3 separate regions of the Mus musculus genome follow, and regions 1 and 3 are each linked to region 2. Evidence: chromatin loops called from intact Hi-C (ENCODE). Cell type or tissue: gastrocnemius. All regions are shown on one strand. Region 1 has its middle 36 kb from the start of 8030451A03Rik. Region 2 overlaps Tnfsf8 (tumor necrosis factor (ligand) superfamily, member 8). Region 3 has its middle 9.9 kb from the start of Gm42294.

Evidence for each region. A loop is a pair of places that touch in the nucleus more often than their neighbours do. Peaks named below come from ENCODE experiments on the same cell type or tissue, not always from the same donor. Only the 100,000 strongest peaks of a DNase experiment are listed, where the experiment ranks them.
Region 1: it touches region 2 in a loop (2.3-fold over the local background); 7 of 42 quality-filtered maps call a loop at or near these places.
Region 3: a loop joins it to region 2, with 7 times the contacts of the local background. A loop is called at or near these places in 25 of 42 quality-filtered maps.

Annotation. Positions count from the first base shown.
Region 1 is chr4:63,944,695-63,952,694 of GRCm38, reverse strand. No RefSeq gene overlaps it. Among named protein-coding and RNA genes, the nearest start is that of 8030451A03Rik, 36 kb to the left of the region's middle. In gastrocnemius, a CTCF peak has its summit at 4,440 (motif pointing right); DNase peaks (open chromatin) are centred at 4,216 and 4,437; H3K4me3 peaks cover 285 bases.
Region 2 is chr4:63,840,817-63,848,816 of GRCm38, reverse strand. All of the region lies in intron 2 of Tnfsf8 (tumor necrosis factor (ligand) superfamily, member 8), which reads left to right. Among named protein-coding and RNA genes, the nearest start is that of Tnfsf8, 16 kb to the left of the region's middle. In gastrocnemius, a CTCF peak has its summit at 4,696; DNase peaks (open chromatin) are centred at 1,718 and 4,701.
Region 3 is chr4:63,682,473-63,690,472 of GRCm38, reverse strand. No RefSeq gene overlaps it. Among named protein-coding and RNA genes, the nearest start is that of Gm42294, 9.9 kb to the left of the region's middle. In gastrocnemius, a CTCF peak has its summit at 4,121 (motif pointing left); DNase peaks (open chromatin) are centred at 4,112 and 6,558.

The DNA.
Region 1 (8,000 bases), 100 kb before region 2:
TGAAGGATCTGTATGATAAGAACTTCAAGTCTCTGAAGAAAGAAATTAAAGAAGATCTCAGAAGATGGAAAGATCTTCCATGCTCATGGATTGGCAGGATCAACATTGTAATAATGGCTATCTTGCCAAAAGCAATCTACAGATTCAATGCAATCCCCATCCAAATTCCAACTCAATTCTTCAACGAATTAGAAAGAGCAATCTGCAAATTCATCTGGAATAACAAAAAACCTAGGATAGCAAAATTCTTCTCAAGGATAAAAGAACCTCTGGTGGAATCACCATGCCTGACCTAAAGCTGTACTACAGAGCAATTGTGATAAAAACTGCATGGTACTGGTATAGTGACAGACAAGTAGACCAATGGAATAGAATTGAAGACCCAGAAATGAACCCACACACCTTTGGTCACTTGATCTTTGACAAGGGAGCAAAAACCATCCAGTGGAAAAAAGACAGAATTTTCAACAAATGGTGCTGGCACAACTGGCAGTTATGTAGAAGAATGCGAATTGATCCATTCCTATCTCCTTGTACTAAGGTCAAATCTAAGTGGATTAAGGAACTCCACATAAAACCAGAGACACTGAAACTTATAGAGGAGAAAGTGGGGAAAAACCTTGAAGATATGGGTACAGGGGAAAAATTCCTCAATAGAACAGCAATGGCTTGTGCTGTACAACCAAGAATCTACAAATGGGACCTCATAAAATTGCAAAGCTTCTGCAAAGCAAAAGACACTGTCAATAATACAAAAAGGCCACCAACAGATTGGGAAAGGATCTTTACCTATCCTAAATCAGGGGACTAATATCCAATATATATAAAGAACTCAAGAAGGTGCACTCCAGAAAATCAAATAGCCCCATTAAAAAATGGGGTTCAGAGCTAAACAAAGAATTCTCACCTGAGGAATACTGAATGGCTGAGAAGCACCTGAAAAAAATGTTCAACATCCTTAATCATCAGGGAAATGCAAATCAAAACAACCCTGAGATTCCACCTCACACTAGTCAGAATGGCTAAGATCAAAAATTCAGGTGACAGCAGATGCTGGCAAGGATGTGGAGAAAGAGGAACACTCCTCCATTGTTGGTGGGATTGCAAGCTTGTACAACCACTCTGGAAATCAGTCTGGCGGTTCCTCAGAAAATTGGATATAGTACTACCGGAGGATCCCGCAATACCTCTCCTGGGCATACATCCAGAAGATGTTCCAACCGGTAAAAAGGACACATGCTCCACTATGTTCATATCAGCCTTGTTTATAATAGCCAGAAGCTGGAAAGAACCCAGATGCCCCTCAACAGAGGAATGGATACAGAAAATGTGGTACCTTTACACAATGGAGTACTACTCAGCTATTAAAAAGAATGAATTTATGAAATTCCTAGGCAAATGGATGGACCTGGAGGGCATCATCCTGAGTGAGGTAACCCAATCACAAAAGAACTCGTACTATATGTACTCACTGATAAGTGGATATTAGCCCAGAATCTTAGAATACTCAAGTTATAAGATACAATTTGCTAAACGCATGAAACTCAAGAAGAACGAAGACCAAAGTGTGGACATTTTGCCCCTTCTTAGAATTGGGAACAAAACACCCATGGAAGGAGTTACAGAGACAAAGTTTGGAACTGTGATAAAAGGATGGACCATCTAGAGACTGCCATATCTGGGGATTCATCCCATAATCAGCTTCCAAATGCTGACACCATTGCATACACTAGCAAGATTTTGCTGAAAGTACCCAGATATGGCTGTCTCTTGAGACTATGCCTGGGCCTGGCAAACACAGAAGTGGATGCTCACAGTCAGCTATTGGATGGATCACAGGGCCCCTAATGGAGGAGCTAGAGAAAGTACCCAAGGAGCTGAAGGGATCTGCAACCCTATACGTGGAACAATAATATGAACTAACCAATACCCCACCCCCACCCCCACCCCGAGCGTGTGTCTCTAGCTGCATATGAATCAGAAGATGGCCTAGTCGGCCATCAGTGGAAAGAGAGGCCCATTGGTCGTGCAAACTTTATATGTCTCAGTACAGGGGAATGCCAGGGCCAAGAAGTGGGAGTGGGTGGGTGGTGGAGTGGGTAGGGAAGCATTGGGGGACTTTTGGGATAGCATTGGAAATGTAAATGAAATAAATACCCAATTAAAAAAAAATTTTTTTAAAAAAAGGAAAGGTTGGGTTATTTTGTCTGATAGATTGGGATCATGGTCCTCCACGGTAGCTGGGGAAGCTATGGGACCGAGTGCAACAGTAGCTAGAAATCAACAGATCACAGCGCATCCACAGGAGACAGGAAGGTAGGTTTTCAGTTTGTTCTCTCCTTGTTTTGACTTGATCCAGGGCAGGATTCCAGCCCGTAGGGTGGAGCTATATACTGTCAGGATACCTTTCACTCCTTCCCTTGATCCTCTCTGGAAACACCCGAGCAGACACATCTAAGGGTGCGCCTCATTAATCCCTAATGGATTTCCTAACCCAGCCAAGCTGACAATGGAAGTGAGCCATCATAGACACAGAGCACATAAGGCTACACGGAGCAACAAGACCCGTCACACAGCCCTCGCTGGTCCAGAAAAGGGATTCCTGACTTCAATGTAGAATTGCTGGAAGGGGAGTATTACGTTCAGACCCTTTTCCCTCAAACCATGTGGTGGTGCTGCGTGGAAGTGGGCTGGAGATAGGATGGAGGAGAGCATACAGGATGCTTCGGGGGTCCATGAGAAGGAAGCTGAGCTCTGGCTGGATGTGCAGATTCAACATGGGGTTGTGTGAGGTCTACAGGTAGCGCTCATAGGTTTGGGACCACAGAGAGCTCCTCCACACCTTACCCCTATTCCAAGCTGCTTATGATAATCACCTGAGATTTATTTTTCTGAACTCGGCTGTTCGTGTCTATTAGGGCAGCCCAATGAGGGATGTGAGAAGCTGAAAAGAGGCTTCATTCACCTGGGAACAGGGTGACAGGAGGGTCCTGAGTGTCAGAATCTTCACTTCTAGGATAGATAAGGAACCCTTTCTTGGTGACTGTGCTGAGTAAGAGGCCTAGTAGTGAGGTCAAGGTGAGACCTGTGCTGGATGACAGGGGTGAAGAGGGTAAGGGACAGAGGTGAAGGTGACTCCACAGACTATGGCTGAGAGTTACTGAAGACACTGCTCCCAGGCCTGGCATAGTTAGCCTTGCTCTCTAAGAAGTGTAATTGTTCACTAGAAAGGTGTGTATCTCACCCATTCATACCCTTCCAGCTCAGGAGCATTGGGGATGCCAGTGTGTGCTGGCAGGCAGGCTTTGTGTTGGTGTCTGGTACCAGCATCTCTTTCCTGGTCCTCCTACCACCCCAAGAAGCCCACAGATGTATCCAGTCTCTAGAAAAGAAGACAAGTGAGGCTCATTTGGGATTTGCCCCAGTCCTACCAGGACCAGAAAGAAAAGCTTAATAATTCACAGAAAATACTCACAGGGTACAGTGGGGGAGTCCAAACTAAGAAGCTCCCATAGACACATGCCACATTTGCCACGACAGGTTGGAAAGATGAGTTTCTCAACAGTGAAATGCCTTCCTCCAAGTTCACTTAGGCCCTAAGTGCCAGAGTCTATGATGCTTACAGACTCCTCTGGCCTGGGTACCTTGGAGAAAGCCCGTACATTGTTTTTCTTCCAATTTTTTATTAGGTATTTACTTCATTTACATTTCAAATACTATCCCGAAAGTACCCTATACCCTACATGTACCCCCACTCCCCTACCCACCCACTCCCACTTCTTGGCCTTGGCATTCCCCTGTACTGGGGCATATAAAGTTTGCAAGACCAAGGGGCCTCTCTTTCCAGTGATGGTCGACTAGGATACATATGCAGCTACATATGCAGCTAGAGACACGAGCTCCGGGGTACTGGTTACTTCATAATGTTGTTCCACCTATAGGGTTGCAGATCCCTTCAGCTCCTTGGGTGCTTTCTCTAGCTCCTCCATTGAGGGCCCTGTGTTTCATCCAATAGCTGACTGTGAGCATCCACTTCTGTGTTTGCCAGGCACTGGCCTAGCCTCACAAAAGATAGCTATATTCCTTTATCCCACTCTACGGTTCTGAATGCTCAGAACACCTCCCATGTACCTATTCCCTCATCTCAGTTCACAGGCTGCAAAACCAGCACAAGCTGGTACTGTGGCGCCCTCTGTAAAACGCTGATAGTCGTGTGGACAGCCTGGTTTGTATCTCACGCTCTCCTATTGCCAAGTCATTTTGGAATACCCACCTAATATTTCTGAATATCTTATAAAATGAAATTTAAGAATGACTATCTTAATGGCAAGGGGCGGGGTGAGGATGATGAGCAGTGATTGTAGAGACAACTCTCCACACAGGTTTCTCGCCCTCAAATCGAAAGATAAGGCAAATGTCTTGGGTAGGTACTTAAAAGAACCAGCAGGTGGCAGCCTCCTCCCATCTTAGGAGGGCAATGACCCCGGGTGTTCCTAATAGAGATGGTTGATGTTATTGGGGTTCTTGGCAAGAGGACTAGACTGGTGATTTGCCGATACCTCTGAGAAAACAATTTCTTCCCCTTCGCATTAACCTTCTCCATGGGAGTCTCCAATACTTCCTAGCGACTTATAAGAAGCCTGATTGGCCATCAATTCTTTCCTAATTCCTTATCTGCTTTTTATCCTAGGGTGGGGACAGGAACATTGCAAGCAAGGAGGTGTTTCTGTCCCAGTGACCAACTACCATTCTGATTTGACATGGGCCCTGGTAATAAACAGCCTCCTCTACAACTTGCTGAGCAACTGGCTCCTTTGTACCCTAAGCCCATTTCTGGTTTCCATCTGTTTGCTCATCCCCTCTTGCTGGTTATAAAGACAACCTGTAATATCCCCCATTGTCCTGGTCTATCTCTAACCTTTTACCAGTGATACTTCTAGTCCTCTTTACTCATTTTGATTCCCAGCATGGAGACAGGTGGGGAAATGTGGGACCAACTTCTCCCCATGGCTCTCACTATGCCTAGTGCTGTTGGCTTTCTCTCTATCAAGCCCTGTTTAGATATTGGCTCTTGCACATCATCTTTATTAACATGAGCAGCAATTGGCATAAAGTCAAGAGCACCTTAGCACCTGCTTCCTGGAGCCAGTCTCCATCCAAAAGCACTATAACGTGTTCTCTTCAATCATATTGTGCTGCTCTGTGGCTCAAATCCTGACACTTGTCTTCTGGTTCAAAGAAAAACTCAACATAACAGTGGCCTTGAAGATGCCTACCTCTCTGTCCTATGATGCTCTGGGGGACTGGCCTCCCACTAAGCCACTCAGGAGGCATGGCCACTGGAAGTCCTTGATCAAAAATGGTTTTTCCAGGCAGACAGTGGTGGCACAGACCTTTAATCCCAGCACTTGGAAAGCAGAGGCATGCAGATCTCTGTGATTTTGATACTAGCCTGGTCTACAGAGTAAGTTCTAGAACAAACAGGGCTACATAGAGAGACTCTATCTTGAGCCCCAACCCTCAATCAAAAAATGTTCTTCCCTTGGCACAGGTATGGCTTATTTTAACTTTGAGTTGTATTCCAGCACCATTATCTCCCTGAGATATTTCCTCCATAACCCTCCCCCCACCTCTCTCTCCATCTCTGTGTCTCTGTGTCTGTCTGTCTGTCTGTCTGTCTGTCTGTCTCTCTCTCTCTCTCTCTCTCTCTCTCTCTCTCTCTCCCTCTCACACACACACACACACACACACACACACACACACACACACACACACACACACCATCCCCAACACTCCTTTTCTTCTACAGCATGCACTTCTACCCTTTTGCTTATTCCTGTGTATTGTCTCTGGAAATCAGTTTCTGACCATGTTTTCTTTACCTCGTCTTCGGCACCAAGAACAAAGCCATCCTAGCATTTCCTAGCTACTACTTATTTGTTCACTGAACACATAAGCAGACCAGGGAGGAGGGCTCAGCAGTCTCATTAGCTCCACTTACTAATGGAGTTTGTGCTCCACTTGCACAAACCGTAACAGCATCAATCATCAATATTAGGAACGCCCAGGATTCCTAACAGAGTGCTGACAGTATCCCGTAACTCCTGTTCATCATTGTACAGCTGAAATAAACAGAAAGTGATCTTGATGCCACACCTATAATCATCATGGATCTGATTTCAGATCATGCTTGCCCTTGCCATGAGCTTAACAAAAGAGAATAGAAGAGTGTGGTTTAGAGAAACAGTCACAGAATTGCTCTATGAGGGCATGTAGAAATAGACTTTTATCCAGAGAATTAGATTGTCCTCCAGTGAACTTAGCAGAAAACTTGGGTTGAGGTGAGGGGCAAATACTATGAATTTCAGTGTTTTTTAAAGACAGAGTACACTACACGCCTAACCAAAGGAAAAGTACTTCTCCCAGGACTCTGTATTCACAGGGTTCCTCAGGAGCACCCTCCCAGTTTCAGAGCAGGGAAGGAACATTTCTTAAGAATCAGAGGGAGAGAAGGCACATCCACTGACCTCTCAAAGCATCACTGATGCTGAAGGTCCTTAAGAGCATGAAGGAAAGGAGAGGGGAGTTTCCCAGGCATGCTGGGGGCAGCTCCAGCATGGCCTCCCTCTCTTGTGTGCTCAGGAGTTGCTCAAAAGGACCAAAGGAGGCCTTGGTTGTCCCCAGAGCCATCGTCTTTGCTCTGTAGATTTTCTTCTCACTAAGGACTTAATAAGTAGCTAGCAGAGGAGAAGAAGAAGAGGCCCTCAGTGTACGAAAAGAGCCTCAGAGTCAGAAAGAGAGTAGAGCCAACTTCAAAGAGGCTGAGGACCATGCTCCACTGGGTGCCTTTCAGATGAGCAGGAGATCCAGGTGTGGACAGATGTGTCAATCCAAAAACCCGAGTGAAGCGCATTAGGTGCCTTCCACTCCATGTGACTGATGAGACCTCAGAGCAGACTGCAGATTCTTGAGTATGTCCATCACTGTGCTTTGATGGAGAGGAGCACTGAATCCCTTCCACGTCTACTGGACCACCACTGTCATGTCTCAAATATCCACTCCCACCACTGCAGCACGCCACGGGTAAAGAATCCTCAATGCCACATCTACCATTAGATGGATAGGCACCCCATTACAAACTCTTCATTAATAAATCAATTTATACTGCCCGGAGGATACTTGGAATTCAGAGGTCACATCAAGCCTTGTAGAAAAGAAGTTTTCACTCTGTTGACAGATGAGGTATTATATCTGCCATCCTTAGAATGAGGTCTATGTAGGCCTCCAGGAGAGTGGAGAGAATAGAAACTACCTCTTGAGAAAATGATCATTGATAAAGAACAGAGATGTGATGTTTGTTTTAAAACAACCTCTGTCATAAACAGAGTAGACTTGCTTGCTGAGTGATAGAGAGAAACAGAATCTAATAATGGATTCCACAAGAAAACAAAATAGGCTAAGGGAGGAAGACTTGGAAAGACCAAAGTCATACCAAGAAAGAGATTCTCATAGCAGCAGCAAGCCCTTGACTTGACATGGCAAGGGCCTCAGGTACTAATGGTAACTAGGTGAACTGCAATCTGCCCTCACCCCCAGCCCTACGGTATCTCCCTTCTAGGCCTCTGACTTGGTTCTCTCTTGCTTCCAAGGTGTTGAAGATGTTTCCTCTCCAGGTTTTCAGTCTCTAGCCTGCATCCCAAGTGCAATGGACTGAGACAAGCATGAAGATTTGAGACACTGGGAAATGTAAGCACTCTTCTTTGGAGAACAAAGGAATTCTGAAAGAGCACGTCCCCAGAGACCACATACACAGGAGCTACCCCTACAAAGTGATGAACCCCAACACCTCTGATTTAATCCATATTCCCACAAATGTGCTTCTTACTGAAAGAAAAAAAAAAGCAGTCAGCCCCAGACATGACGAATGTCTCTGTCTCCTGGGTTGGAATCACTTTTACAAGAAATTATTCTTGGGCAAATTTCTCTGTTACATGAGCCTT
Region 2 (8,000 bases):
TGACATTCCGTTTGCAGGTAAGTTTCTGAGATCCGGGAAGTCAGGGGGACTTGTTAAAGGCTATACAGAAGACAAAAGAGTCCTGCAAATATGAGACTCCAAGGTTTCCTCTGTTGCCCCTACTTCAGCCAGCACCCTGCTGTGCATGGCCCCTAACTCCCACTTTTAATGTACATGCATACTTACCTTGACTCCACAAATTGGGGGCCCTATAATAGGATGAGGGAGAAAAATAACATCTGAGGCCAAAACCTGGTTCCCACACCAGCAGGAACTGGTGTCTCTTTAGGAAAACTTTTCTCCCCTCTGAACATCACTGGACTAAATATACTAAATTAATTCAAGTTGGAGCTAGAAAGAATGCTTCTTTTACAAGCCTGTAGGCAGGTAAATGCTTGCTATGCAGCATGAAAGCCTGAGTCACATCCCCATCACCCACATAAAAAGCAGGAGCAGTTGTATATACCAATAATACAAGCATTGAGAACACAGAAACAGGAAGGTCTCTGAGTCTCACTGGCCAGGCAGCCTACCCAAACTGGAAGGCTCTGGGATCAGTAAGAAACCTTGTCTTAAGAAATAAGACAGTAGGGCCGGGCGGTGGTGGTACACGCCTTTAATCCCAGCACTTGGGAGGCAGAGGCAGGCGGATTTCTGAGTTCGAGGCCAGCCTGGTCTACAAAGTGAGTTCCAGGACAGCCAGGGCGATACAGAGAAACCCTGCCTCAAAAAAACAAAAAAACAAACAAACAAAAAAAAAAACCCCAAAAAAAAAAACAAGAAAGAAAGAAAGAAAGAAAGAAGGGAGGGAGGGAGGGAGGGAGGGAGGGAGGGAGGGAGGGAGGGAGGGAGGGAGGGAGAAGGAAAGAAAGAAAGAAAGAAAGAAGAAAGAAAGAAAGAAAGAAAGAAAGAAAGAAAGAAAGAAAGAAAGAAAGAAAGAAAGAAAGAAAGAAAGGAAGGAAGGAAGGAAGGAAGGAAGAAAGAAAGGAAGAAAGACAGCAAGCAATTGAGGAAGACATACTGTGTTGACCTCTAACCTCACATGTATGCACACATGAATATGTATGTGCACACACACTAGCAGAGCTCTTTGACACTTCCTGAGACTAGAATTCTCTTGTCCTATATAGAAAGAGAGAAAGAAATAGCCTGACAGTTGTCTGAAGAAAATCTGAAGCCACAATCTCTTTCACCAACAAACTAATCTTAAGCCAACACAAGAAACAAATTGCCCTTTTGGGAAAGGAAAAGAAGCAGGCAGGGAAAAAGAGAACACTGTTGCAAGACATCCCAGGCAGGGCAGACCTACTTTCCAGAAGTTCCTGGGAGGAAGTCCCAGGGATGGCATGAGGTTTGTCACAAGGACAGAAGCTGCAAGGATTGCAGCTACCATGACAGCTGTTGTAACCAGGAAACCAGCACTGACCAGAGCCTAGGATGCAGGGCTCTGCACACATGCTAAGCACAGGATATCCTTAGCTACAGGGAAACCACAGAAAACCACACCCGTGTTAGTAATGAGCCCTAACACAAACTTGTCATTCCTGGCCAGAATAGGACCCAGTCAATGGCTGACTTGCACTCGGCCCACTGTGCTTGAGGCTTGTTAGCCATTCAGTTGAATTCATGGACAAACTGGAAGGCTGGGAGGCAAGCCTGTCCTGTATGCTTCGTGCTGGGTTTTATTCTCTCCTCTAGCAGACAGAGGTAACATGCCTCCTGCAGAGAACCACCATGAACATGAAATCAAGCCAAAAATACACCTTCATGTTCCCACTTGGCTGGACCTCAGAGCATCCATCTGGTCCACTTTGCTCTTCCATCTTCCATGAAACAGTCTGCCTCCTCCACATACAGCTTAAAACCAAGGCTCCTGCATCCTCTTGTCATTTCTTGTTTTAATGTTTTGCTTCCAGTGAGTTTTGACTCTCTAGTGTTGCTCACTACTGGGCTCATTCGTCCAAATCTCAGATTATAGGGCTCTTTACCTGGATTTCCCAGGAGTTTCAACTACTGCCCTGGGTCTGCTTTTCCCCCTCCAGACCCCACCAGGCACCGTTCCTCACAAGGCTGGACTGGTAGGAATGAAGCTTAGCCAAGGCAGGTAGGTTAGACAGGATCTTGTACTGAATGAGATCAGGAGAAACAGCCTTCTCCAGAGACAGTTTTCAGTGAAACAGCTCTCTTTATTAGGGAAGAACAAGAACTATCTAACCCTTGGGGCATGGGTAGGGGCTTGCAGGGTGAGTGTTCATCTTTGGCTGGGGCACAAGTGCTGGGGAATGTTTCATTTGCATAAAGAGGAATCCCAGGTGCTTGTAGGACATATCCTTATAAGGGTGAGATGAAGTTTAACCTATAATCTGGCCAGCAGGCTATGTGACAACCTCAATGGTGGTGGAGGTGGGGGGTCATAAGGCTTACATTGCCTGGCCGTGCAAGCCCAGAGCAAGGAGGAAGCAGTCCTACTCCTGCCTGACTCAAGACAAGATTTTCAGGGTTTGGACACAATTCATCCTCACTCTTGCTCTGAACCAGCTCCCCTGGTCACACAGCTTTCCAGCCCCATGCCCAACAAAACCTCAAATCTTTGTATACCAATATCTGCAGAAGGATGTAAGATGTGCAGAAATGCTGTCAGGACAAAATGGTACAGTACTGTGCCTCCCAGCAGGTGGTGGAGGCGTCTGGGGTTCTCTTTTGTAAAGCTGAAGATATTTCAGCCACTAGGAACTTCTCAAAGGCTAGCATACTCTGTCACCAAGTTCTGGGATGGACAGAGAGGGCCACTGGTGCTTTGGGACAGGCTTGAGAGGGTCATGTGACCTGGAGTGATTCCATATCCTGTCATTAGAAAAAGTTGTTGGTTTGGGTTTTTTGTTTCTGTTTTTGGTTTTGGTTTTGGTTTTTGGTTTTGTTTTTTTGTTTTGCTTTTTTTTTAACTTGTTTATTTTGCTTTGGTTTTTTTCTTGCAAATGCTTATGTGGCCCATGGTACCCAGAGGTCCTTAATGTCCTGAGGATGTTCATACCGTCCAAAGCTAAAAGGGAAAAATGGGCATCAAAAGAGGTGAAATGAGGCAGGCTATATGATAAAGAAATACTGAGTGTGAGAAAACCGTACAGCCAGGGAGACTAATTTCTCCCCAGTATTTTACTGACCCAAATGGTCTATGACCATTTGTCATATAGAAGCCACACTGAAGGCACAAGGAATGACAGTCTTCCTTGTCCTCACACTCCCTTCCCCTCAGAAGAATAAACACTGGCTGGCAGAGTCTTACTCTGTCAGTGGAATGGGGCTGGATCCAGAATATCCACGTCTGCAGTTGTTACTCCTGGGTTCCATTTTTCTTCGTCCCCTTTGCAGCATCATACGATGCTTTCCCATGGGGATAAATTGCTTTTCAGCCGGTCACATACTTCACTTGCCACAAGGAACCTATTTGTTCCTCCAGTCAATCTTAACACACTCAATAAAACCTGCTCTTAAACCCACTTTCTTTTGCTCAAGGCAGAGATAAGAGGAATTAGGAATCTCTCTGTGGAAAATACCCAGGAAGTGAGCCATTCTGAATGATGTGGAATGGAGTCCTGCATAGGCTATCTAGCATTCTAAAGCCACAACTCCTAATTTTCATACATACCCAAAAAAGAATGAGGAGGCAGGAGACAACATGAGGTATAGGGGAGAGGAGAGAACACAAAGAAGGTAAAAAGGTTTCCATTTGATGCTAGAATTGCCAGATATAATTCCCAGTCTCCAGCTCCAGAGGATATGCCAACTTGCCTATCATCCTGCACTTTAAGAGGATGGAAGAAGGAGGGAAATAAAGGGAGAGGAGGGGGGAGGAGGGAAGAAGGGTAGATAGTACTAGACCTCAAACTGGTTCCTTTTTATACTCTGTTCAAGCCCCAGAGACATCTGTGTGCCAGGCAGGTAACCCAGGCCCCAGACCAGAGAAGGGGAGCCACTATTTGGTATTATTTGTGTGGTATGCAATAGGCTCAGTGTTGTCCATTATTCCATTTAATCCTCTTGCAAGCGGTTAAGGTGGATGCGCTCACTTTGAGGAAGAAGGAGCAACTCGGAAAGTCTCACATACTCGGGGTAATCCGTACAAGCAGTAGGGAACCAGGGTGGGATTTGGACTCACACGGGTCTCATATCCTGAGAGCGCTTCTGTGCTTCCGCACTGCAAATGAGCGGTGGCACAGGAAAGGCCATTTAGAATGTTAGAAGAGTCTTACAATGTTTCTTAAACAGCCCCACCACCAACTGTCAGGCCCATCAGTCTTTAACATGCATTACCTGCAATGAAGTGCCCTAGAGTCAGATGTGTTTACCTTACTACCACAACAGGTCAGCACTTCCAGCTCCCAAAAGCCTTCACAGTATTGATGTGGATCCTAACTTCATTTTAACCCATTTCTGTTCATTGTTTTCTCTGTGTTCAACAATAAGCATGCTGTCTATTAGGGATTTTTTTTTTCAAGGACCGTTGTGAATCCAGAGTCTCCCTTTTACATATGACTTCTCTTGAGATTCCTGTCTATATCATAAATATTCTTGGCCTGGTAGCATCAAGGAAATGGTTAGATTTGAAGGAATGTCTGTGAAGTGACCCTTTGCACAATGCCCGCCAGGTTAAGAGTTCCCATTGATCCCAAATTCGGCTGGGAATGAAGATTCCTCTAGATGTCGCTGTTGGGACTTTCCCTGGGTATTCATTCTCCAGGGAAGAAGAAACTAAAACGTTTCTTCTGTTTCTTCAAAGATTAAGATATTTCCAAGAGGTCTTCACCCTCCCCTCCCCCACAAAATCAGAGAGTCTCAAACAATTGTGTAGAGAACTGAGAAAACCTACTCTCACAGGCGATACAGTGTTTCATCCCTCCCCGCCCCACCCCTTCAAATCAGAGAGCCTCAAACAATTGTGTCCAGAAGTGGGAAACTCTACTCTCACAGGTAATACAGTGTTTCATTTTAATGAGCATCTCGTTATCTAATCCTCTCTGTATGGCATCACAGAGCTATCCCAAGAAAACAAGAAAAAGAGACAAAAAGAAAAGCGACCTCACATTCTCAGAGTCACGGCTAGCCATGTGCTGTGTCTGTTACTAGACATCTGTAATCTTAATGTGTGTCATATTAGCTACGCATCTCTGTTGAGTGTCACTGGGTTTACTTCACTGGTACAGTAAGGAGCTGAAGTTCTGGGAGAGGAAATGACGGATCCAACACCTTCACTAGAACCACATGTTCTCTGAGAAGCACCATCTGCCCGGTCCTTATAGGAGTCGTTCTGAAGAAGTTGACTAGGTCACAAATCATCTGACTCGAAAGCCCCATTTCCCTGACCTGTGACTTGACCCGGGCACTCTCCCAGACTCAGGATCAGGAAGGCACCCTGAAGCTGCTTTCCCAGCAACGTCCTCCAGCTGTCTCCTGAGGCTTCAGTCCCGGGTGTGTGTAATGGCTACAGACTCATCTCTCCTCCCTTTAACCCTCACTGCTCTAGAATGATCTAGAAAGGCATTTCTACATCTCAGTCAACAATGTTCCCCATCTAAATAGGAACGCTAAAATCTGAAAGAGAATATTCCAGACTCCCAACATCCAAACATCAACTAAGCCTCTTCTCTCAGAATAAACCCCTCCAGACTCAGGCACTGAGGAGACAGATTGCAGAGATACAGTCTAGATGCTCAGTCCACAAATCTCTGGAGCCACAGCAAGATTCCTACTGCCTGGGGCACCTATACAAGTCTTCATATCCACAATAGACTATCTTATCATGGGTTCACAAGCTGATGAGACTTGAGTTGCATGACTGGTACCCCACAAAATATTGTCTAGGTCTTAGCAAGATCCCTGTGACTTTCAAAGCGGCCAGCCCACTTTTTGAACAGCACTGACTGGCCAAATATTCAAGCTCCCATCTCTGTGACTTGGGTTATAACTTGGGTGTCCTTCTTATATGTCTGCCCCGGAAACCATGTGAGGAAAAGGAGATCAGAGTGGTGTTAGTTGTCAGCTGAGAGCATTTTAAGCCTTCAGAAGCCACTAAGACTCTTGGGGTTTGAACCCCACCACGCATCCTTCACTCTTCTTTTGCTGACACCTCCAAAAGTGAAGTAACAGAGATGGCACCCTTCTCCAAGGTCTTCTTCCAGCTCAACAGTGTCAATCTCTCAATACCCAGCCCCTCCTTGAACCAACTCCAGCAATGGCATTCTTAGAAGGAGAAGCCTGTGCTTAGTCTTAAGCATGAAACTATCTAATCAATTCTTGAAGAAAAACTACAGTATGCCTGCCATTTGACTTCAGGAAATGCAAATGCTTCAAAATAAGGTAGACTTTTTCCATCATTGGGTTTCTCAGAATTACAGCTGAGGTCACCCCACTGTACACATGAAGACCAAAGGGGAAAAACAGAAGAAAAAAACGCCTGCATGTGTGAGAGACAAGCCTGGGCTTGTACTTCTGCCACCATCTGTAGATGCTCAGCTCTGGCAGATATCACCACAAGCCACCTGATACAGAGGGACCTTAGGACTAGAGAGATAGAGCCTGTTTTTGATGTGACATCCTGGCTTTGATCCAGGGCATGAATCCTACTTTTCCACCTAACTTAGAATCTGTGAGAGTCAGGCCAATATTCTCCCTGCCAGGGGAAAAAGCAAGCACTCCTTCTCACTACACTGATGCCCTTAGCACTGGTCCAGCCAGAGCTACAGAAGGAAATAAGAGAGATGGTCTAGTTGACTCCACTCAGCAAATGCATCTTCTTGGCTGATCAGTAGGAGAGACTAAACAGTAGTCTCTGCCAGGATGTGTTTTAAAGGACAACTGGCTTGATAGAGGCAGGGCATTCCACTTGACAGGAACCAGAGGTATGCAGGTGGAAGCATATCCATGTAGTTGTGTACTGGAGCTGCACGTCTCCAAACTTGTGTAGAGTGGGGGGAAATCCGTTTGGGCATTAGAGTCACACTGACTGAGTTTTGATCTCCACCCTACTAGCAACTAGATGTGTGGCTGAGAACAAGCCAGTTAACCCTTTCTTATTCATCTATTTATTTATTTATATTCCAACTGCTGCACCCTCATCCCATTCCTCCCTCACAGAGTCCTTCTTCCCATTTCCCCTCCCCTTCTCCTCTAGGAGGATGCTCCCCCACTCCTCACCCATATATCCCCTCCCACCCTGGAATATCAAGTCCCTGCAGGATTAATTATGCACATCCTCTCCTGCTGAGGCAATACAAAGCAGTCCTCTGCTTCATACTTCATACGGCATCTGCATCTGTTTCAGTCAGCTGCCGGGTAGAGCATCTCAGAGGACAGTTATGCTAGACTCCTGTCTGCAAGCACAACATGGCATCCGTAATAGTGTCAGAGATTAGTGTTTACCCAAGGGATAGGTCTCAAGTTGGGCCGTTATTGTTTGGCCATTTCTTCAGTCTCTGCTCCATCTTTGCCCACCCTCCAGTTAAACTTTTAAAACCTATAGTTTCTAATGTAAATAACAGAGATAACTGTAAACTATCTCTCATGGGATGATTGTAAAAATTAAATCTCTTATGGGATGCTTGTAAAAAAATGTAAAAATGAAATCATGGCTGTAGCATGCTCAGTAAAACATTACAGAAATAGTCAACATTAGTTATGATGGTGGTAGTGGTGATGACATTTATTACTATTAAGACACAGAATAAAATGAGGGAGGGTATGGGCTGATACTGGAGAGATTGGGAGGAGTCAAAAGCCCATCAGAGCTGTAGGGAACATAAATTAGAAAGTGATTCACAGCAAAGAGAGTCCGATTTGCATCTCTCTGGTTTCTTTTGGTTGATGTTCTACAGTCCCAAAGATGAGATTGGACAACAGTCACACTTCCTTAGACTATTACACTTTGGGATCAAATTTCTGGTTATACACATCCACGAGTATGTGCAGGGCAGCAACAAGCCTCACAAGAACACTGCTTAGATGAT
Region 3 (8,000 bases), 160 kb after region 2:
GTAATATCAAAGTAGTCACATTCTACTGGATGTGGTTTTAACAGTGATGCTATGGCTTTATTTATATGCTGACATGTACAGTGTGCTAGAAATTATATCCTTCACATTCATATATACCTGTGATTAATGTTTTTTCAGGGGTAATTTACAAAGTACAGGGATAACAGACAAAGGAACACATAATTTTCTGAACTCCTTTTGAAGAGAACCATAGGCCTCCCCAAAGCCTTTATTCTTCTATTCCTTCTGTCACAGCTGTAGGGAGGGTGCCCAACTGAAAGCATTCTTTTGAAGCTTTCTGCAGGTGCACGTGTCGAGGCTTAAAGTGTTCTTCCTTTGTTACATAGAAGTGACCATGATGGCTGGACCTCCTCCAGCCACTGCCTTGACCATGCACTAAGAGGGCCAGTACCAAGGACTGAGGGAAGCTGGCTTTCTCCACATCGGCTCAAAGGCTACCCCAGATTTCTTTTCTACAGAGGAAAATGATGCATATATATTGACTTTTGTGTCAGAGTTTTCTGTCATGCATGGCTATCTCTAAATTTGAGTATTTACATCAAGTCAAACTGGGATCCTTACTATATATATTCAATACGCAGATATCTAAGAAGCAGATATTCAGTAGGAATGTTTTGAAACCATTGCAAATTCTCTCCTTCACAAAGGCTGGTTGATGCTCACATGACAAGCATATGATATTGAAAACTTTCATACATCTTCACCAGCACTTTTCCTTAAATGTTACAATTGATAGAAAGAAAAAAGGCTAGTCTTCACTTTTTGATAACAAAGCTAAACTTTTTCCTGTTTAGCTACCATTGTTGTTTTTTTTTAATTTAATTAAGAAAAACATCTTATACCTCTCTTTGAGCTATTAGTCAAGGATACCCCAGTGGGCTCTAAAACAGCACAAGCTATTTGGCAGTTTGCTATAACTACATGGCAAGACCCCAAATGTTGGAGATACCATATACTTTGGCTCCAAGACCTCAAGAAATCAATCTCATACTAACCTACAAACTTCCTTCCTACTGGCTAGCTTTCACAGAGCTAGAATGAGTTCTAGAAGCTGCTGGGAGAGAAAAGACATTAGTGGTCTTACCCAGCATTAGACTCTGCCTGCTATAGTACTGATCTGACAGGCAAGATGAGCCCGCTGAAGCAATAGTGGCCTGATTATTATGGAGTAACCAACAATGTTCTGAGTGGATGTGAAACCTTCTCTTCAGGAAGAAATATCATGCCTAGTTAACATAAACATGGCCAAAATTCCATGGCTGATGTCCCTGGGACAGAACCAGCTACTCTCATTTTGCTAAATCATCCTATTGTCAAAATTCCTTCTAAATGGTTATGTTCATACCCATGGACCTGGAGTGTATTCAGCCTTAAGAGAGAACCTTCTTTTTACAGGGGACAACAATGAATGCGGTCCTGGTCAATGTACTGAGAATAAGACATTGTGAGTTCTCAGCCCTAAATGGGACATCTTTATCAATCCTCCCAAACTCCCACGTATTTGCAAAGAATACCATGAAGAGGGGGCAGAAAGAACATTAAGAACCAGAGGATGGGTAAGAATGCTTGAAATGCTGTCACCTGGACACAACATGACTATTATATTCACGAACTCACAGTAGTGGTAGTTATCTGCACAATACCTACACAAAATCAACCCAGCCAAAATTCTGACAAAATAGACTAAGGTGAAGCTTGGGAGAGTCCTGTGACCCCACCTATTCCCCAGGAAGTATTGGCAATTGATAGATGCCAAGGGAGGGAGAACCATCATTCTTTGAGGGTATGGGCACTATTAAGTTACCCATTCTCCAGTGGATGGCCACACATTCATCCAAGTATGGACAGTACTAACTGGACTTAGTGGGTTGTTTAAAAACATGAAAAAAAAAAAAGACACGCATTTGGGAGATGTGTTGTGGGGATTCCAGAAGAAGCTGGAAAAGAAACATGGAATCAATCTAGTTCATGGCATACAAGGAGAAAATTCTCAAAGAATTAATTTTTAAGTTAATTTTTTTAAGAAAAGAAAACTGTCTTAAAGTATTTTTTTTCCAAATGACTTTACGGTTAGTAAATGTTCCTTTTGTTTATATGAAACTCCATGGCAACTAAGAACATCTCTGCCTTTCACCTAGTATCATGAATACAAAGACGCCGTCAACATTTGTTAAATGCAGCTCTTACTTTTTTTGTTTGACTTTGAACAACAACAACAAAAAAAATGTCTTGAGACTATTTCCTGGTTGATGACTTGAAAAGACTGAGTGAGTCTATGATACGATATCTCCAGAGTCCAGGAATATTTTGTTTTTAGATCAAGGAAATGCCCCAGAGCATCGAGTGGGAATTGCTCCCCTTCAGGGCTCACCAGAGGAGCAGAAGCTTAAGACAATAAAATAAGCGTGAAATAAGAATGCACCTGGCTCCAGTGGTCCAGGCCTGCACACCCTGCTATTTGGAGGGATGAAGCGAGAGAACAGTAGGTTGAAGGCTTAAGTTGCCCAAGCAACTTAGCAAAGCCATCTCAAACTTAAAGAAAGACAAAAAATTGTAAGAGCTGGGAACTGCTCGGTTGCAGACACTTTCCTAGCAGGAGTGACAACCTAGCCTCAGTCCCCAGCACCAACAAAATGAAACAAGAAATTAATATTCCTTCGGCTGTGTTCCTTCCAAAGTACTATATTTAAGAGGATTAAAAAGAGAAGCCAGCGGTGCTGCTCCTCTCTTAGAAAATGCCCTTTAATGACTCAGGGCAACTCCTAGCTCCAGCTGGAAGTCCTCACACTCAACCCTGGAAGTCAGCGAGGTTTAACTGAGCAAACCTTACACTCTCTCGCAGCCTGCATTCCTTCGCTGTAAAGTCGATCCACAGGGAGATTTGAATCAAGCTACGTGTCCAGCCGGACCCCTCCACACAGAAGGCCTCACTCAGTCTTAGCTTCCATGGGGTGGACAGTGTCAAAATCCCAATTACTGAGAAGTTGTGTAAGTGGTGATTTTTTTCCAGAAAAGCCCCCACAGCGTGGCTGGGCACTATTTATGGCTACACCATTTCAAATTTTCTCCTCTGGCTCCTCTGGAGATTCTGAGAGTTTCCTGATATCCTCTAAAAATTCCCATTTGCTACTTAGGTAAGTTAGAGTGGATTCCACTGTCTGCAACGTGGGGCCATTGCTGTCCTTCCTGAGGTCACATTTCACAGACCCTTCACTAAAAAAAAGGAAAGCTTTATGGGAAAGGAGATTGTATGGAGCTACACAGTGAGGCTCCCCCTGAACTCTAATAGGATTTCATGTTCTGCCCTCCTCAGTATATGTGTCAAGGATCTTCTATGGTCAACAGAAGCTCTTTACAAACAATGGCTACCTGATGCAGTCCATGGGAAAAAGGCCCAGCAGGATCCTAGGCAGGTCCTCTCAATTCCCCAAGGTGCTTCAAGGGCGAAATGAAGATATGGCTGCTCCAAGGTATGGTTGAGGAGAAGGTATTTATCGTAGATGTGAGGAAGAGTACAGCCAGAGGCACCTGCAAGAGTCCAGAGCACGGAGAGAAAGCAGTAGACAGAAAACATGGCCAGCAGATTGGACCAGGCCATGGGGTCTAGGAGGGGAGGGCAGAGAACAAGAAAAGAAGACCAAGGACAACAGAACCAATGGAACCTGTGGCTGAAATGCCAGGGTTATATAAGGGAGAAAGCTTGAGAAGGGAAGGGGAGTCTATGGGTTGGAGAGGTTCAGGGTACTAAACAGAGCAAGGAGAGCTAAGAGAAGCCACAGGTAATGGGTGATCCTGGGGGCCAGCATCTGCTTTGTGGTATGCTAACAGGCACCATGGCTAGCCAATTGACCTGAGTTGCTTTGGAACCCGACAATTCCCTGGCCTGGGAAATGGAAGGCTAATACACAACCTAGAAGATGATGTGAGGTTTAACAACAACAACAACAATATTGTGCAGAACTCTGGCCAGCTACAAATCTAAAAACCCACATGGGATCTAGCTCCACCAGGGACTAGATCATGGATTCCTCCCCCAGGGCAGTAAGTGATCTGGCTTCTCAGAGTAGGGCCCAGCCAAAATAGGAGGAATATCACCCTCTGCTGGACAAGCTCTCTAACAACTTCATTGACCTGAGACACAGAAACAGTCTAAAAGAGAGGTCCATGACCAAGGTCACACCAAGAACAAATGTTAGAGCCAGGGCCAGATCTCAGTCTCATGAACCCCTCCACATAGAACACCAAACCTTCCCCTCACTGTGGGGTCCTGCTCACATGCTCCTGACTCCTTGATACAGCTCAAGGACACTATCAGCCATAGCACTGGAGCTAAATTCCAGCCAAAACCGGGTAATTCCCCACCCAGTTGTAACTGGCAAAAAAGTAACCCTTCTTCTCAGCAGAATGTACTGTGTTAGTGTTGTGGTTTTCATACTAACAAACTGCTATAACTATGGCAACTTCTTGGAAACATGGATGCAGTCCCAAGCATAACTGGAGAGTTCTCAGAGAAAGGAATAACAGAGTGCCCAACTTCCCCAGGAACTAGAGAAAGATCCTTGAATTCACACATCGATCTCTGCCCTTGAAGATAAGTCCAAAGGGTTTCAAAGCAAATCCCCTTCATGCACAAGTGAACTACATCAATTGGAACAAAGTTTACTTAAGACATCTGACAGTCCCATTTTGCCATATTAATTAAAGTCAGAGAGATGGGAAATGTGGTGGGTCTTTACAATAGGGACAGAGTGCTCCTTTTGATTTTTTTTTTAATATCTGGTCTCTTCAAACGGAAATCATAGGAAAGAATACATCCCACATGGCAGACGGTAAGCTCTGTCCTCAGGAAAAAACATGGGGTGAGGGGGATGTAAAGTCATCTGTGTGTTTGTTCAACCTGAGTTAATATATTACAATGTTCACAGACACTGAGACATCAGGGCCACAAATATATACAAATCTGTTTTCCATAGCAACAAAGAGAGGGAGGAAGGGAAAAAAGAAGGGAGGATCTTGAGTTGGTCACCAGACGTAGCTTTCTAGATAATGGGGCATCTAGTAGACTCGGTCAGCTTTGCAGGGTTATTGTAAGAGTCTAATTGACTCCATGAGAACACCATGTTCGTGTCATTTACTCCCCTCCCCTCTGTGATGGGTCACAGAATCATTCATCCTCGACAGGAGCCTGGATGTTGGCCTGCTTCAATGATCTACTCTGTTAGCAGGCACTCAACAACACCAGTAGCTAATACTGAGTATTTACAGTAGTGCTCTTTGAAGAGGTTTGCACGGGTTAACGGTCATAAGAACCCTGTGAGGAAGGCTCTCCTCACTGTCCCCAGTTTGCAAGTGAAATAACTTGAGGCTGAGGAACTTAAGTAATCCATTCAAGGTCACACTCATGAATATTTGAACTCAAGCCCACTCAACTGCACATACCCCATTCTTTTTTTCTGTTTATGAGATTATATTATAACTAAAACATTTCTCTCTTCCCTTTCCTCCTTCCAACCCTCCCACATGCCCCTCCCTTCTCTCTTTCAAATGCCGCGTGAATACACTTCTTATAGTCCAGCCAGAGAGTTAAAAAAAAAAAAAAAAAAAAGATCACAGAGGGCTCAGTGTGAGTGTGAGTCCAGGGCTGTGTCCTCACAAATGCACATCAGTCAAAACTTTATGGTTATTGCAGCCATTGATGTCATCGCTCTGCTTCCAACAACAAAGATGTGCGTGCTCCATCAAAGTCCAGTGGAAGGCAGCACTTATCAGGGCCAGGTTTGCTGTCTCTTCACTCTGGAGTGAAGAAAACAGGCTAATTTGTGAGGAGTAGGGAAGTTAGAATAGGGTGTGACTGGACTACTGAGCTCTGCGATAGAATAGGGTGTGACTGGAGTACTGAACTCTGTGATAGAATAGGGTATGACTGGAGTACTGAGCTCTGCGATAGAATAGGGTGTGACTGGAGTACTGAGCTCTGCGATAGAATAGGGTGTAACAGGAGTACTGAGCTCTGCGATAGAATAGGGTGTGACAGGAGTACTGAGCTTTGCTTTAGAATCACTTGTTCTCAGCTTCATTCTCCTTAACTTGGGAAATACAGATAGCAAGATCCACATTGCATGGATTGATACAAAAAATAAACTCAGACTCCTAGCAGAGTGGCCCATGGTGTTTAGTGGGCTTTTAATCCCACTGTGAGGAATGTGGAAACAGGTGGAAAACTGAGGCCCACTAGCCAGATGACCTGTTGTACTTGAAAAGATCCAAGCCATTGAGATGTTGCCTCCCATATCAAGGTGGAATGCACCTGGGTAAATCCCAGGTCTGACAGACCTCCGATCTTCATAGGAACTCACAGAAACACACATACATGAGCACGCACACATGCGAAGAAATAGTAGCGATTCTTGGAGAGTCAGCCTCTTGAATGCAGATTTCCTTTCCTCCTATGCCATCCACAGCAGCAAGGGTAGGAGCAGACCAAGGAGAGGAGGGTACCAACCATGCCCTCAGCACCAGATGGGGAGACATGAGTTGGCTTTGGATCGATGCCCAGTTCTGTTGTTCAGATTTCTTAATGTTGCTGAGTCTCCATTTCTTCCCCATTAATGGAAGGGATACGTCCTTATGTTTTCTACATCCCCACATAGCTTCTTGTCTGGTTAAGAAGCCAGGATACAAACTCTCTAAGATTATGAAACCTAAATAAGAATTTTTAAAAACAGTTCAATGAAAGCTGCAGAGTTAAAGATTCCCAGGACACCTTTATTTTAAGAAATTAATTGCAGGAACTTGTTATTTTGTACAATGAAATATTAGCCTTCTGGAATGCCCTAAGGTTTAATTGTTCCGTACCAAGAAAACAATTCACTTGTTTAATTCGAAGCAAGCAGAATGTTTTCAACCACACATTACACGTGTGCACCTTCCTTACAGTTTTAAAAACGTTAGCAAGAGTCACAGCTGCTTCCCAGAGGAGTGTATGTGAGAATAGCCTAAGTAATATTGTCGAGAATACACAGAGAAACTAAGCGCCTACTACCAGACACTAAACACACACCGTGCGACATTTACACAGTGGACTACCGTTTGGCAGAGGAAATGAAATATAACTATAGCAACAGGAATAAACCCTAGGAGTGCGGGTGGAAAGGAACTTACAAAATGGTTGTGTAAGCACACCGCTGTGATGAAGGTCAAAGGCAAGCTCCATAAGTCGGAAGTTGCTTGTGGGGCGCGAAGAGAAGGAAGAACGGCTGTTTCATGTTTTTGAGACAGAGTCCTGCTGGGTATCCCTGGCTAGCCTGGAACTTGCTACATAGACCTAGCCTTGAACTTGAGCAAGAATCTTCTTAGTTCTCCCTCACATATGAAAGCTGGGATTCCAGGTGTATGCCTCCACATCTGATGTTTGTTTGTTTGTGGATTTGCTTTTAGATTTTAACACAGTGGTTTCCAGTGTAAGTGGTGAAGGCACAAAATAAGAAGTAGCACATGGATCGATACAAAGTATTGGGATCAATGTATGTACATTTACAGATACATACATACATATATATATGTTATATATTATATGTATGTATATGTATATGTATACGTATATATATACATATATTACATATAGTAGTGTTACATAATATCATTGAACTTGACATCTGATTTCCTTACTCTTGGTCCTGGACTGTTGTTTTCTTAGGCAGTTTTTCTTCCCTGTATGAATTGTAAATCAATTTCATAACTCAGTTACCAACTTTAAAATGGTATAGTAAAGGCCTAAGAGCAAAAGCTGTAAACTTAATTACAGGAAGAAAGTAATCAGGGCTTCAGGTCAGGTGACAGAGGGTGTAGACCATAACATCCCAGGACACAGGGATGCTGGGATGGCACTCAGGACAAGTGAGAGATTTGTATTTTTCCATCTTCCAAAGCGGCAGAAACTTAGTTTCTGACGTGTGATGTACTCTCCAGGGTCAAAAGCC